2 separate regions of the Homo sapiens genome follow, and region 1 is linked to region 2. Evidence: chromatin loops called from intact Hi-C (ENCODE). Cell type or tissue: prostate gland. All regions are shown on one strand. Each heading gives the region's core, and the rest is flanking DNA. Links, peaks and the distances in the headings are about the cores only. Region 1 overlaps LRMDA (leucine rich melanocyte differentiation associated). Region 2 holds the start of ZNF503-AS1 (ZNF503 antisense RNA 1).

Evidence for each region. A loop is a pair of places that touch in the nucleus more often than their neighbours do. Peaks named below come from ENCODE experiments on the same cell type or tissue, not always from the same donor. Only the 100,000 strongest peaks of a DNase experiment are listed, where the experiment ranks them.
Region 1: a loop joins it to region 2, with 2.5 times the contacts of the local background. A loop is called at or near these places in 2 of 110 quality-filtered maps.

Annotation. Positions count from the first base shown.
Region 1 is chr10:75,647,042-75,655,374 of GRCh38, forward strand. All of the region lies in intron 2 of LRMDA (leucine rich melanocyte differentiation associated), which reads left to right. Among named protein-coding and RNA genes, the nearest start is that of MIR606, 99 kb to the left of the region's middle. In prostate gland, for the core only: a CTCF peak has its summit at 4,616 (motif pointing left); no DNase peak of the experiment used is centred there.
Region 2 is chr10:75,291,692-75,300,024 of GRCh38, forward strand. It overlaps ZNF503-AS1 (ZNF503 antisense RNA 1), which reads left to right and starts at 4,692. Exons shown (of 4, transcript NR_038226.1): 1 at 4,692-4,960; 2 at 7,261-7,383. It also overlaps a transcript of ZNF503 not described here. RefSeq lists silencers at 3,393-3,502, 3,523-3,572. In prostate gland, for the core only: a CTCF peak has its summit at 3,563; DNase peaks (open chromatin) are centred at 2,535, 3,330 and 3,700; H3K4me3 peaks cover 1,804 bases; H3K27ac peaks cover 3,303 bases.

The sequences.
Region 1 (8,333 bases), core at 161-8,160, 360 kb after region 2:
CGGCAGTCCCATGCAGATTAGGGAGATGGAGCTTGCCCAACGCTGCTTTTCCCCCGGACCTCCCCGGCTCTTGCTGCCAGACTTTCCTGAGGCCTTGCTTGCCTCCTCTCCTACCCTCCTTCACCAGCTGCAACAAGTCGTAGGAAGTGCATCCCGAGGCAGTGTGTACAAAGTGCAACTTTGAGCTGGAACTCTTGCAACCATGTCCAATTTTTTTTTAAAACCCTAAAGACTTAAATGCTCTATTGTTACTAAAATCTTTGGCTGTGATGGAGGTAATTATGGGTGGTTTTCAGCCCCATGAAGGAGACTCAAACAGGCTGGGGACCATGCAGAGGGAGGTGCCAACTCCATGCTTCTAATACCAGCACATTGCTGTTGGCAGTTTGTATAATTAGCCAAGATAGAGTGGCGGTAGTGGCAGTGGTGGTGTGTGTACGTAGGGGAGAAAGGGAGGCATGCTCTTGAACAAAGAGGTGAATGAGCAGAATGGGTCATGTACATCCCACTGATGTGTGCTGATGTGACAAAGAGAGAAGGCAGGTAGAAGAGGTAAGAGCTTTTTTTGTGACCCCTGTATGGGTATGGCTTCTGGGTTTGTGTCTTGGTCAAGACTCTTAATTGCATTAAAATAGTAACCAACTTGAGATAACTTAAGCATAAATAAAGGACTTATAAAGGCACTGACTTATCTCATGGAACCGAAAATCAAAGATATAGCTGGCCCTCTTGGTGACTGGGAATTGGACTTGGAGAGAGGGACCAAGGTAGCTGGTCTCTAGGTCTCTCTTAGTCTCTCTCTGGTCCCACTCCTGCCCACTTCTGCTCTCACCCACCACCCCTACCCACACCAAACCACGAGAGTCAGGAGAGTGAAGTTCTGGAGCTCGCAGTTGTGGTTTGCCTGAAGATGGGGTATTGAAAGGAATGGTTTCCACCCTTGCCTCCAAATGATACCAAATGCTACTTCTCAGAAAGGGAGCACAACTTCCCTTTGGGTGGCTCAGCTAGTATGGCTTAGGGATATAACAGGGAACCTGCTGATGTTCATACTGTGATACTTTGTTTTTCTCATAACTGTTATATCAGGATGTACATTAAGTTAAGTAATCTTCACAACCACCCTGTTAGGCAGGGGCTGTTCTCTTTATTTAACAGATGAGGATAACAAGGCTGAATGTTTGAGAACTTGCCCTAGATCATGGTGAGTGGCCAAGCTGGAGTTTTAACCAAGGTTCTGTGTCTCTGAAACCTGATGCTTCTCACCCTGCCACACTGCCTCTTGCTAGCATGGTGTGCCTTTCCCTACAACTTGGGCTGCTCAGTGGAGCAGAATTATCTGCTTGAGAATCAAAGAAAACCCGGGAAAAGTGTTTTTTTCCTGTGTCCTATTTCGACTTTCTAAGTAGAGACTGTGCAGGGGGCTCTTATAGGAAATTTATTACTTGCATTCAGATTTTGTGCTGCTCCACATATGCAAATATGGACCACGTGGGCCTGGGTCCTGGTCTGCTTGGGGATGTGAGCAGAAATACAGTCTCATTATCTGGCCATCAAGCCCTACAAAGACTCTGGAGCCTCTCTGTGCAAAACATCTAGAGCAATCCTGAAATCAAAGGAAGCTGCCAATTACCTCACAGCAAACCTGACAATTAAGAAAAAAGGAAGTTTCACTTTTCTAAGTTGGAAACAGAGAGTATTTGCTCTGGGGAAGGAGCAGGTAACTAAGGTTTATTGAATGCCTAACATGTGTTAGGGATGATACCAGGACTCCCTGGTGCTCTGTCTCATTTGGGTGGTGGGCATATTCCCATATCAAAAATGAAGAAACAGATGTTCTGAGTAGTTGAAAACTCGAACTTCCAGTGCACTGGGCTATGGAATGATTGTTTCTCCTGTTACATGGGCTGTGGTCCCATGTAACCCATTGTTTTAAACCACTTTAACCATTTTAAAGTATACAGTTCAGTGGCATTAAGTACCTTCATATTGTGCAATCATCAGCACCATCCATCTGCAGAACTTTGTTCATTTTGTAAAGCTGAAACCCATTAAACAGTAACTCCCCATTCCTCCCTCCCCTTAGCCCCTAGCAACCACAATTCTACTTTCTGGCTCTCTGAATTCGACTGAGCACCACTGAGTACCTCATATGGGTGAATTATACAGTATTTATCCTTTTGTGTCTGGCTTCTTTCACTTAGCCTATGTTCAAGGTTCATATTGTGGCATGTGTCAGAATTTTCTTCATTTTTAAGGCTGAATAATATTGCACTGTATGTATAGATCACATTTAGCTTATCTATCCATCAGTGAACAGTTGGGTTACTTCCACCTTTTGGCTATTGTGCTTTCCTAAACATGAGTGTACAGATACCTCTTCAGCACTTTGTTTTTTGAACACAACACTTGTGTATCTGTTCATATGTTGATAGGCATTTGGATTATTTCCAGTTTTTGGCTATTACAAATAATGCCACTATATGTACATACCATATTTTATCTGTTCACCCATCAGTGGAGACTTGGACCACTTCTGTCTTTGTCTACTGTGAATAATGCTGCTGTAAACATTAGTGCACAGATATCTCTTCCTGTTTCTTTGTTCAGTTCTTTTGGGTGTATACCCAGAAGAGGAATTGCTGGGTCATATTATATTTCTCATTCTTTGAGGAACTGCCATATTGTTTTTTATAGCAGCTGCACAACTTTCCGATTTCTCTACATCCTTGCCAACTCTTCTTTTTGTTTGGGTGTGTGTGATGATGGCCATCTCAGTGAGTATGAGTAGCATCTCATGTGGCTTTTATTTGTATTTCCCTAATGATTAGTCATATTGAATGCCTTTACATGTACTTATTGGCCATATGCATATGTTTTTGGAGAACTGTCTATTCAAGTCCTTTGCCCATTTTTGAATTGAGTCTTCTTTTGTTGATGTTATTGTTGAGCATTAGGACTTCTATTTTGAGTATTAATCCCTTATCAGATATGTGATTTGCAAATATATTTTCTCATTCCATAGGTTGCCTTTGTACTCTGTTGATAGTGTCCTTTGATGTGCAAGATTTTAGTTGATGAAGTCTAGTTTGTCTATTTTCTTTCTTTTGTTGCCTGTGCTTTTGGTGTCATATCCAAGAAATCATTGCCAAATCCAGTGTCATGAAGCTTTCCCCCTATGTTTTCTTCTAAAAGTTTTATCGTTTTCATTCTTAAATGCTCAGTTATTTGATCCATTTTGAGCTAATTTTTGTAGATAGTGTTAGGTAAGGGTCCAACTCACTTTTTTGGCATGTGGATGTCCAGTTTTCCAGCACAATTTGTTGTAAAGACTGTCTTAGTAACCTTGTCAAAATCATTTGACCATCTATGCAAGAGTTATTTCTAGGTTCTCTATTCTTTTAATAACAAAATTATTTTTTGTCTCCCCCATTAAATTATTGACTTTTTTTTTTCATGATAAGGTTGAGAGATAGCAGAATTTAAACATTTAGACCGCTAGATAGGAGTTGCAATGCAGGGTCTACTCTTGGCTCTGACCCTGGAACAGGTCACAACCACAATTCTTTGCCTCTCTGCCCAACTTTTGAAAAGGAAAGGTGATAGTATTGGCGATTTTAAAGTCAACAGAGAAAACAGACTTGGAATGGTCTTTCAAGTCTTTAAAAGGAAAGGGAGGGAGGGCCCTTTTCTAACTGGAAGGCTCAGATTTCTGGTGAGTGTGAGGGCCACCATCTTCCTGACCCTCAGATGACCCTTCTTCCTGCAGTCCCATGACTAAACTGGAGGTCAGCACCGGGGTGAGGATGCGGTCAAAGGATGAGCCCCCATGGTGGGCAAACAGGGCCAGAGAGAACTCTCATCAGCATTATAGATGGTCGCCCCAGCATCAAAGGGCAGCCTACTCTCTCCTCAGGTCAGGGAAGCCTCTTTGTGTCATTCACATTGTTGTGAAAAGAGAAAAAAAACACTTGGCCCAAAATGTTCTCTCCACCATTTTCTACCTGATCTTCTCTGTCTTTTTCTCTCCTGACATTCTTCTCTGTTAGCCCTAGAAAGGCCCGTGTCTTCCTTCTTTCTTGCCTTGTGTATATTTTCACAGTGAGGTTTCTGTACTCTGTGTGCTGTTATGCCAAAATGTTGCTGTATGGCAAGAGACAGGATATATCCCTAAGCACCAATCATGTATACCTCATCTACCAGTGAGCTGTGAGGTAAATCCATGAGTCCCGAAACCTGGGCTCAAGAAGAAAGCTGCTTCCATGCTCTAGGATCTGGGCAGAAAATGTGATTCTAAAGGGTTATGTTTGAGGGTATCGCTCAGCCCTGAAGACTGTGCACACTGTCATAAGCCCTTGGATACTCTCCCACTTAGGGATTTCTGTGCATTTCAGTCTTCTTAGGCTGCAGCTGGAAGTCAATAGGAAGTGTTGTGGTCTCTCACAACAAGCTCATTTATTCATCCATTCTCTGGACACTCAAGGAAAAATATTAGCTCCTCTTAGGATCTGTGTATAAGCCAAATCATGTTGGCTTAGGCGTACTAGGAGGAGATTTTCAAGCTGTGTTAGAAGAGGGAATATAGTCACCTTTATCTTTCCAAGTTATCTGTCAGTTGAGAGCCATGCTGCTGTTAACAGCACCTCCCGGTGGCCCAAAAGGAAGGCATAAGGACCCAGCCAATCTTGCTTAGGCTTTTATGGGAAGAGTCTTTTGTAGGCCTTGGTGACTGAGCACATTGAGCTATATGATGGTGGGTTTTTTACATTGTATAGGGTTTTGATGAAAGATATGGTATGAGCCCCTAAAGCACTTAAGGGTACCAATAGACTTGACACTTCTCCACTTCCATCACACAGTATTGCTATGAAAATGCAATCAATCCAGTTCCTGACATCTTTTCTACCCCACTCTCAAGAGCACCTACTGTATCAACATGACATTTTAAAATCTTGGCTTGTTTTCCAGGCCATGAATTTAATTTCTCATTGCTTCACCATTTGGCTTTTATGTTCTCAAAGCGAAATGTTGTCCAACAATAGTTACCACCATCTTGTTAGTCAGGTCCTCTTTCCTGGGCATCCTAAAACCAGATAATTTTAAAAAATTCATTGCAGCCATGGGCACTCAGCCTTGTGCTAATAGCCACCAAGTTCTGACAAAGCAAGTCCGACATCCCTCGATAAGTAAAATCCAAACCTCCTGACGTTGTGTAACAGTAAGCAGATTGGCATGTCTTTGGATTAGTGGAGGCACTGAAGCAAAATGCTCAATCCTTAGTGACCTTTGGCAAATGGATGGGGATGTGTAGCCATTGTAGGTTATCTTTATGTTCACTGTGTAGACACTCAGCCTCTGCCAGGCCAAGACAGAAGCTGTCAGGGCAGATAAACTTAGTTGGGAACTAGCTGTTTTTCTGACTATATCACAGTGCTTTGCAGAACTATTTTGTCTGATAAACTGCTTCTTCTTTAAACTTGTCTGTGAATAGTTCTGTGAAGCATTAAGCTTTCCCTCTTGGGTTTTGAGCTGCCTGTACTTTGTTTTAATCTTTGGGTCTAGAACTGACTTTCTCATAAAATGTACAGTCCACTGTCCTCGGCTGCAGTGTCTTCCGGTGAGTTCCTTTGAGGGAGTCAGTGGGAGATGCCATATCTGGGTCTATCAGACATGTATTCTGGGGGATGTGTGTGTGTGTTTCTTCTATCTGTCCAGGAAGCATTCTGTGAAAATAGGGTCCCCTTTGATCACTTCTTTCTGAGCCCATTAATGCCTGTTTCTAGTTTAAACATAATTCATATGTTGATATAGAATTTTGCAAGCACTTGGAAAAAAAATTTGGGCAAAAGTTCTTACCACTTGGAGTAAAGCTCATACTTTTATTTCCCTCCTCTGCTAGAGAAGTGGTGACTAAAGGCCAGAGATGTTGATTCTGAACACTCTCTCTGCTTGGGCAAGTTGCTTGACTTCTTTGGGCTCAGGTTTGCTCCCCTTTAAAATAAGGTGGTCACATTAGGTGATTTCTGAGACCCACTCTGGCTTTAATGGACTCCAAGCTCTCTAAGACTGAAGCAGAGAATATTTTTGGGGAAGTGAATGAACTGTTGGGTTTTTCTTCTTTCATTCCTATTCCAGGTGAAGATAAAAGACTTAGCCCTCTATTGAGCTGACATGGATTCAGAATTCTTTAGTGTTCAGGCTTTCTTTTAAGCTTCAGACAGGATCGTGAAGAGAAAAACCTGCCCTCAATTCCTTTGCCTTGTTAGTTCTCATATAATGTGCTGCAGAAACTGCTAATTGTCACTTCGAGGTGATGGGTGAGGGTCTGGTCTCTTGAAGGAAAAGTCAAAATTTTCAGTTCCTGTCCCCTTCTTGTTTAGGTAGAGGTGTATTCAAGTCTGATAAAGGAGGACTCTAAATCTAATTTGAAATTAATTAAATTTGCCCCTTCCCCAAAGCAGTGGGGAGTGAGAGAGAGTTGCAGGGTAACAATGTAAATATCCAGTTGAATACAATATACTGTAATAATGAAAATATAATTTTCTGGACAGTCTTGGGAGAGTGCCTGTGGGTTGCCCTTGCATGTGCTGTGTAACATACACATGTACGTATGCTTCGCTAAAGAGCCATCTAGACATAACTTCAATCACAAACACTTATATTGCTAATCTTTTCAAGAGATTTTTCTTTAGTTTTAGTTTATAACTCTAAGTATGATCTTATACTTGTGTGTGAAAATGCACTCCTTGAAACTTGAGCCCAATAACCTGTGTTTGTACATCAGTTTCACAGGACATTGTTTTCAAAAAAATGTCATCGGCATTCCTTTCATTTTTGTTGCCTGCTAGGTATACCCTTTTTCCACGTCTCTCTGACTCAGCCTTCTCTACGTCTGCTAAGAAATTTGTAGTTGTCCAGCATTTGTTTAGTAAAGTCCCCGGGTTGGCCTCTATGTGGACATTTGGTCCCCAGTGCCGGAAGTCACACCCATAGTCAGCGCACTGCCCCTCGTGATCAGGCACTGCCCCTAATGTGTTGTCTTCTTTGGCGGAGGGATGGGCTAATGTGAAGCTGGAAAGCAGATCTTTGGTTGAAAGATTTTTCCTTTGGTGATATAGTAATTTTAATCTGGAATTAGATCATTTCAGCAAGAGGTGGTTGAAAGGTCCAGTTCTTGGCTCTATCACTTACTGGCTGTATGACTGTGGGTAGGTGTCTTAATGTCTCTGAGCCTTACTTGTACATTGGAGACATTACATCTTTACAAGGTTGTCTTAGAGGGTGACTAAGATAATGCTCATCAATCTACTCAGTTTATATAAGTTGAATGGGAGCCACCAACAGTTCTTACCCAGGAGTATATTAAATTTACTAGTTGAATTTTACTCATGGAGCTTCAATACAAATGGGAGGATGGAGGCCACCAGATTTAGCTTTCAACTCTATAATTGGGAAGTTCTGAGTCATTTCCCTTTTCCTTAATACCTGGAGTATTTCATTGTTTGGCTCTTGTCCTCTCCCCTCTCCTTCTCTTTATTCTAGAAATATTTCCTGGCATGAAGATTTGCCAGTTTGTTTGTCTTAGGGTAAGTTTAGCACAAGAAGTAAAACCAAACCACAGTCATACACAGATGTGAACACCAGCATCACCGCACAGTAATGCAACTTAAAAGAAAGTTTGACAGAATTAGAAATCTGACAATGCCTTTGTAGGAGCTTTCAGAGAAAATGGTGGGAGTTTCATATATTTGAAGCAATGAAAGCAAGAATGAGAAAAGCATGTCTTTGAGAAGACAACAGAAGACAATGAAAAGAAATCCTTACAGCTCAAGGATTTGAAATCACAATCATGTGACACTTTTGGAAGCGAAACAGAAAAAAATTAACTTTGCTCTAGTTTTTATGGACTTCTTTTGACTTATTGCATAAAAATAACAGAAATTTCTGGCAAGCGGACTGGATTTCCAAAACTCTTCCCCACGGAGGCAGCGAGGAGAATTGTCTGAAAAGTTATGTGTGTTTGTTATCATGAAAACATTAATAATATTAGGATTTGGCTATAATCCATTTTTACTTTGAGAACCTCGACATTTTAACGGGTACATGTAACTGATAAATCCTTTTTGTGGTTGTCAAAACAAGCAAAGCTAACTTTGTACATTTCCTATTATAACTAAAAGCACTTTGACAGTCTGAAATTGGGTGTATCAGTATGGAGAGCAAACAGCCTATTCATTTTATCACCATACTTCTCTAAGGATTTTGACATTTCTGAGATACATATCACTTCTAAACAGTGAAGCACAAAGTTGGTAAAGGTTGTGATGGCTGCA
Region 2 (8,333 bases), core at 241-8,240:
TCACTGTAACTGCTGCTGCTGTGGTCTCTCCCATTGGTCCAGGAATCTTGTCATCACACCAGGACTAGGATAAGGATGAACATCCAGAGGTCAATTTTTGGCCCTGGAGGACTTCTGAGATTAAAATGTGTCTGAAGATTGGGACCTGTGGTCATGTCCAAGGTAGAGGAGGGGTCAGCTGCAGCTCTGGCTTTCTGCTGGATGGCAGTGGGGACAAGACAAACAGCTTCATTCAGAGGCTGTGAGGACTGCCAGACACTTGCAGTACCCAGTACCTGTTCCTGTCTTGCTTGGGGATGGGCACAAACCACACGGATAGGGAAGTACCATTACTGACAGGCTCAGAAGCTCAAGTGGTTTGGCCCTGGCCTGGAAATAGCTAGATCCATGCAGACTATTCAGACTGACTCCCTGGCATGAGGGGTGAGGTCACAGAGGGGACCATGGGGGAGGAGAGGATCAGAAAAGGCCATCACAGCCCTCCTTGTTCTCTGCCTCAGTGGGTTCTTACTCATGTACATATACATAAAAAGAGGGTAGAATCATGTATTTATTTTAGGTGAATCCTCCTAAATTGACATGTTCCCTGAACACAAGTCTGAGGGCTCTCTTTCATTGCAAGAGACAGAAAACAAACTAAACTTAGAGTAAGCAAGAAAGAGAATGCATTGACTCACTTGTTGGGAAGGCCAAGCATGGAGTGGGCTTCAGGCTTGACTAACTCTATGGACTGGAAAAAGGCATGGGATTTGTCGTCATTTGCTCCTGCGATACATTGGCTTCTTCCAGATAGAAGCTGCCATGCTGCTAGAAGCTCTGGGGTCCTAGCCTTACTATACTCAATTCAAAAGGATTGAAGAGCATATCTCTTTTGGAATCAATATACAAAAATCCCAGAGAAGGACCCTGATTGGTCCGACATGGTTCACATGCCTATTCCCGGGCCAATCATTACTAGCAGGAAGATGGGATAGAATGATTGGCCAGGCCTGGGTCATATGTTTTTCCCAGTGGCCAGTGATTCCACAGGCACCTAAGGGCAAGAAACAGGATACCTAGACCTCAGGGAACAGGCAAGTCCAGCAGTTTAGGAGGAGAAACAGAAGCTAAGCTGTCTTCTTGTGGTCTCCCTGGGATCTCGTGTCTGCTTCTTTTTGCCTACCTCCTCGTTCTTCTGTTTCCTTGTGAACATTGGCTTTGGTATTTTTTTCTTCCTCAGCATGTATGTACATGGCTCAAAATGGCTGCCCCAGCCCCGAGCCCTATGTGACTTTCGAGAGCTCCACACCACCTGTGGCTGAGTTCAGATGTTCAAGGAAGAGAGAATCCGATGGGTTGCAGGGATAGGTGTTAAATACTGGACCCATCAGTTGTGGCAAGGGTTAGGGATTTGTAGTATAAACACGGCTTCCGAGGTCTTCTTCCCCTTTAGCTGGCCTGTAGGGGCAGTTCGTTGGAGAAGGGGGCTGTGTGTGGGGCAGGCATTTCAGAACAAGATATCTTGCTCGTCCCAGGTGACCCAGAGAACAGCAAAGCATGGCACCATCCTGCCCTCAAGTAGCTTCAAGTCTAGCTGAGCAGGTGAGAGGCTCATCTGGGCCAGGGGTCATAGGACATCAGAGGAGGGCAAGGTCATTGTGGGCCAGGACAGGTGGAACAAGTTGCCTGGAGCCAGTGGGAGTGCAGCTGGCCTTTCCAGGTAGGCAGGAAGGAAGGGACATGACCCTGTGCCATGAGGAGGAGACGTTGCCTCAGCAGATGCTCTTTTCTTCACACCTGAGCTGGCCCTGCTGAACAAATATGCAAATGGATTTGAAGAGTCCTGTCCATTAGGGAGCTTTTCCTCAGAGCATAAGCACTGGTCTTCCTGAGGCTTCTGTTTGACTTCTCATAACACCCTCTGTCCTGGGATTACCAGAGTGCCCCCCCCGTCCACTCACCATCTGTGTGTGTGCGTGTGTGTATGTGTGTGTGCGCATGTGTGTGTGTGTAGGTTATGGGGAGTTTTTCATGATGTTTTGGAAAGTCAAGGAGTTTCTTCTCTCCTCAAAAGCCAAGAATGGAAAAAAAAAATCTCCAAGAATAAAAGGAGGGAAAAATAACCCTTTGCATTTGGAGAATGTAAAGAGATCTGTAAGCATCCTAAGGTGGAGACTTCTGTTGTCATGCTGTGGTCCAGGAAAGTCCTGGACTTGCCCAAATTCTCATGGCTGCGACTAGAACCCTGGCTTTTACTGCCAGCCCAGGGCTCTTCTCTGAGCCCTCAGGGACAGTGGGGAGTGGGCCTGGCAGGGGTGGTCTGTATGTGACAGGAGTGGGGGAATGCCCCACCTTCACAAGGACGCAGTAGAGGCTCAATCCTAAAAAACACAGCCCAAACCAAGTCCAGAGAGGATTTGGAGGCTCCGGGGAGGAGCTAAGAGGTTACCAGCGTCTCCTTTGGGAAGTGGGTGAGAGTCCATCCCACATGCCTTATCTGGGCAGATCTCATTTCCTGGTGGAGGAAAAGGAGGAGATCTTTGTGTTTCTCCTCTGTTTTTTCCCTTTCAGACAGACCAGACATCAGATCTCAGTCAGATAAATCCAGCTGAAAGAAAGGGGCTGAGGCCAGGGCTGGCACAAAGAAAAGGATCCCTTGCCAAAGTCACACAGGAAGATACTCCAAAAGACCCTCGCCCAAAGAAGAGGGCGGACGGGGTTCCCCTGGAGCTCCCTTTCCCTAAGGGCCTGGCGTTGGGCTTTCGATCCTAGTTCCACATGAGGTTTCATGTAAATGATTGTATTATTATTATTTTTTTGCATGGGTGAAAAGTCACAAATTATTAACGCTGAATTTCAAAGACTGCAGTCTTCTCACTCTGGGGTGGCATCTCTTCACTGTTCAGGCACGGGCAGCCTCACAGAACGGACGTGGCCCAGACCTCACTTGACCTCTGAGAGGCCCTGAAGGCAGTCGCCCAAGGGCAGGGGCAGGGGACAGGGCGGAGGGGGAGGACACTGAGCGGAGCGGGGAAGGAAGAGAGAGGAGGGGTGGGGAAGGAGAGGAGGGGCGGCGGGGAGCCCGGAGAGAAAGAAGGGAGACCCCGGAGAGGAAGAGGGGGAGGCCCGGGAGGGCGCGCGGAGGGGGTGTCAGCGAGGGGCCGCCTGTCAGGGTTCTATCTGCGCGATGATTGATGCGGGCCCGGGTTTTTCTGTCAGCCTGTCACGGCGCAGGAATGTTTAATGTTCTCATTATTGGTTACGCTGTTGTGTATATTTCTCTGTCAGCACCGCGGACCCAGCTGAACTGGCAGAGCACTTCAAAGGCCTACGGGTCATTCATCATCCCCATGACGCTCCGGCAAATGCTCAGCTTCAGCCCCGCGCCAGGGATTTGTTATGACTTGCGAGCCGCCTGACAGACAGGGCTGCGGCGGCCGGGAGGGGACGCGCGGGAGGCGGGCTCCGGGCCCTTCCTGTCACGCCGGGCCCGCGACTCCGACTCGGGGGGCAGGCGGCACGGCGCGGGGCGGGCCCGCCTGGGCGACCCCCGGGAGGGGTGGCAGGAGGAGGCAGGGGCGCGCCCCCTCATGGGCCCCGGGGCGCCCTCACACCTCTCCCTGCAGTCCCGCCCTCCTCCTCCTGGCGGGCGGCGGCCTCTCCCAAAGTTGTGCCGCAGACCCAGAGGTTGAGGGGGGGAAAAGCGAAACTTGCAACCGTCCAGGGCCAGGGAGGGGCGGGAGCTGGGAGCGAGAGCAGGAGAGTATCGGAGCTTTGTTTCCTTTCCCAGGCCGTGACATGATTAATCGTTTTCTTCTGATCTAATTTTGGAACATGAAAAACAGCACATTTGTCTTGAAGAAAAATGATGTGCCGAACTGCGCAGATGGAAATTTCGAGCAATGAGAAAGATTAAAGTGAAACCCCACTCCTTAGACCTAATCATGAGTTGTAGATTATTCTGTCGGCCCAGCCAGATGGTAGCTCTGATTCCACAGCCCCTTCTTATATTAATGAATACTCGACTGTTATATTTGACTTAGGTAAGTGAAATGTCTATCAGAGCTAATGGACTGCCAGCCAGCATAACACATGTTGTACCGCTAAGGGTCCTTCTGCATTTTTCATGTTTTATACTAATGTAGAACATTTTGTTTCCTACTGTTTTTCATCATTGTCACTGTTTGCTAAATATTTTCACATGGAAGGGGGGAGAGAGAGAGACAAAGTCAGGAGGAAAAAGAACCCCCCTCCAAACTTGTGTCCAAAGCTAATTTCCTCCCGTTGGGCTTGGCTATAACTCTACAAGTAAAACAGTCACCCCGAGCAATACGTACAGGAACTCAATAGTAACGTGATTAAGTTCCTAGTCAACAAGACTACACTCGACTGTATGTTAACAAACCTAATTATAGCCCCGTGGTAATAAATTGGGCCAGGGCCCTGGCTGCACATCTCTGAGGTCATGTCTAGGAGAGCTGTTTGACCCTCTTGTCTCAGGGAAGAGAATTGTCCTGGAGAGGGGTCCCTGTCTCAGCATGGTAGAGGGGCTGTTTTCTCCCTGACCTAGTTGTCCAGCCCCTGGGAGGATGGGTGGATGCCAGGAAGCATTTCAGAGCGGAAGGTCATCGGCATGAGAACTGGGTATTAGGATTTGCTGGAGGAGACCGGAAGGGCAGTGGCTTCTGAGCCATTGGCCCCTTTCACGTTGTGAGTGGCATCAGGATGTCTGAGAGGAGAGCATGGTGTTTTTGCTTCATTGGATCCATGCAGGTCTTGGAGGGTGGTGGCCCACTCTTTCTGGGCCAAGTAGAGGGTGGCTCAGACACCCCCCCTTCCTCCAGGCTTCTCATCTGTAACTGGTGAAGCCCGGAAGAGCTTGTTGTTCAAGAGGAAATCTTGTGTTACTTCTTTATGAAGGACTCCAGCCTGGTGGAGATGAATGAGTCCTGAAGATGGAATCGAAGCTGTTTGGGCACAAGTAAGCTGGAAGGGGTTGAGGGACATTTTCAAGGAGTGATGTCTTGAGAGAAAAATGGAAAGAAATCCACAGGCAGAAAAGAGATATCTAGATATGAAAACATGGGGCAGGGGGAGGGAGAGAGAGAGAAGAGAATGCAGAGAAAGAGAGAGACATACAGGAGAGGACGTGTAGGTACCAACAGAGGAGATGGCCCATGAACTCAGAGGAGAAACTCTTCTTGCCTCAGCCAAAGTGAGCTTCCTAAAAAGCCATTTTGACCCCTGCTAAAAATTCTCTCCTGGCTGTGATTCCTACGGGAGTCAGTTGCAGTGTCTTGGCTGGGAATAGGTGAGCCTCTCCATCTACCCCCAGTTTCTCTCTCCAGCCTTATCTCTCACTTGTCCTCAACTGTGACCTTGCCCTTCTGCCACATGAGCCTTCTTAGGATCCCCAAGAGTGCCAGCCTCTTTCAGAACAGTGTGATTTTATCTGTGTTTATTTCTGTCTATCCTACTCTCCTGTATTCTTTCCCTGGCAAACTCCTACTCATCCTTCAAGACTCAGCTCTCAGATCTCCTCCTCTGTGACATTTTCCTGACATTCCCAGGAGGCATTATTCATCCTCTGACCCCCACCCCCGACTCTAGCTAGGCTGCATTGAAAAATGTCTGTGTTTACAAGTCTCTTGCTCTACACCTTCCTTCCTCTACAGCTATTCCTCTGCTCATTCGTTTACTCATTCAAGAAATGTACATTAAGACCTTACTGTGTGACAGATATTGTTCTAGACACTGGGGATTTAGCAATATACAAAATCCCCTGCCCTTCTGGAGGTGTATTTGTGGATTTCATTCATTTCAGTAGCTGTATTTGTGGATGTATTAATGAGGCTCTTTTATAGTAAGAAACAGAAACTTGCTCAGGCTAGCTCTAGAAATGGGTATTACTGTAAAATGGTGGCAATAAGGAAGGCAGAAAATCTCACAGAGACCCAAGAGCAGCTGCACAGCTGAGCTTCACAGCTTCTGTAACTCGTTAATTGGCTCATTCATGGCCCTTCCTAGGCCCATGTCATTTAAGAAACTTTTTATTGTGATATGAAATACATACATAAAAGTGCATATATCACAAAAGTACAGCTCAATGAATTTTCACAAACTACAACCCATAAAGAGGTGAAGAAACATAACATTCATTACCCCAGTACCTCCTATCCTCCTTTATTTCATTTTTAAGATACATTCTCATCCCAGCTTCTCCCCAACTGTTTACCATGTGATGTTTTGATTTCTGTTTTCACTGGATTCATTTTATAAACAGCTTTATTTAGGTGAAACCTACATACCGTAAAATCATCCATTATAAATGAACAATCCAATGATTTTTTAGTAAGTTTATAAAGAGCAACCATGATCACAATCCAGTTTTAGAACATTTCCATCATCCCAAAGAATCCTCCTGAGTCAATTTTCAGTCAGTACTCAGTTCCAGCCCCAACCCCAGCCCCAGACTACCAGGTTTTACGTTTAGGTCTGGGATCCATTTTTTAAAAATAATTTTACTAAGATATAATTCACATACTGTAAAGCCTACACTTTAGAAGGTAAAATTATGTGTTTCTAATATATTTACAAAGCTGTACAAATATCACCCCTATTTAATTCGAGAACATTTTAATCACCAAAAAGAAACCCCATATCTATTCATAGTCACTCCCCACTTTTCCCTCCCTTTAGTCCTGGAAATCACTACTCTCCTTTCTGTCTCTATGGATTTGCCTATTCTAGACATTCCACATGAATAGAGTCATATAATATGTGGCCTTTAACGCCTGGCTTCTTTCACTCAGTATAATGTTTTCAAGATTCATCCATGTTGTAGTATGTATGAGAACTTCATTCCTTTTTATGGCCAAATAATATTCCATTGTATAGATTCACAATATTTTGTTCATCCATTCCTATACTGATAGACATTTGGATTGTTTCTACTTTTGGCTCTTATGATGAATAATGCTGTTATGAACATTTATGTACAAGTTTTTATGTGGCCATGTTTTCAGTTCTTTTGGGTATATATGTAGGAGTGGGATTGCTGGGTCATGCGCTGACTAGGTTTAACTTAAAATTTTTTAATATAAATTAAAAAATGTTTTATTTTTTATTAAATAAACAGAGATGGGGTTTCACCTTGTTGCCCAGGCTGGTCTTGAACTCCTGGACTCAAGCAATCCACCTGCCTTGGCTTCCCAGAGTGCTGGGATTGCAGGCATGACCTACCATGCTTGGTGTATGTTTAACTTTTTTTTTTTTTTTTAGACAAGGTTTCACTCTTGTTGCCCAGGCTGGAGTGCAATGGTGTGATCTAGGCTCACTGCAACCTCCACCTCCCGGGTTCAAGTGATTCTCCTGTCTCAGGCTCCCAAGTAGGTGGGATTACAGGTATGTGCCACCATGCCCAACTAATTTTGTGTTTTTAGTAGACATGAGGTTTCACCATGTTGGTCAGGCTGGTCTCGAACTCCTGACCTCAGTTGATCCACCCGCCTCGGCCTCCCAAAGTGCTGGGATTACAGTTGTGAGTCACCATGCTCAGCCTTGTTTAACTTTTTGAATGTGATCTATTTGAAGTTAATTTCTGTGTATGGTATGAGGTAAGAGTTTAAGTTTATTTTTTTGCATATGGATATCCAGTTGTCCCCCATAACGTTTTTTAAATCATGAATTTGCATGGGATTTTGTCAGGTGTTTTTTCTGCATTTACTGAGTGAGCTATTGAACTTTCTGAGTATTACTGTCGAATTATCTATTTCTCCTTTCAATTTCATGAGTTTTTGTTTTACGTATTTAGGGGTTCTGTTGTTCAGTGCATATATATTTATAATTGGTATTTCCTAATGTATTTACAATTTTATCATTATAAAACATCCTTTGTCTCTAATTATCGGGGGAAATTCAGCCAGATATCGGGCAAAATTCACCCCCAATATTTCACGTAGGTTCTTTTCTATTTTCCCTAAGCGCTGGCCAGTTTGAGAAATAAAGGGACAGAGTACAAAAGAGAGAAATTTTAAAGCTGGGCATCTGGGGGAGACATCACATGTCGGTAGGTTCGGTGATGCCTGCCGAGCCGTGAAACCAGCAAGTTTTTATTAGTGATTTTCAACAGGGGAGGGAGTGTGTGAATAGGGTGTGGGTCACAGAGATCACATGCTTCACAAGGTAATAGAATATCACAAGGCAAATAGAGGCAGGGCAAGATCACAGGACCACAGGACCAGGTTGAAATTAAAATTGCTAATGAAGTTTTGGGCACCATTGTCATTGATAACATCTTATCAAGAGACAGGGTTTGAGAGCAACTGGTCTGACCAAAATTTATTAGGCAGGAA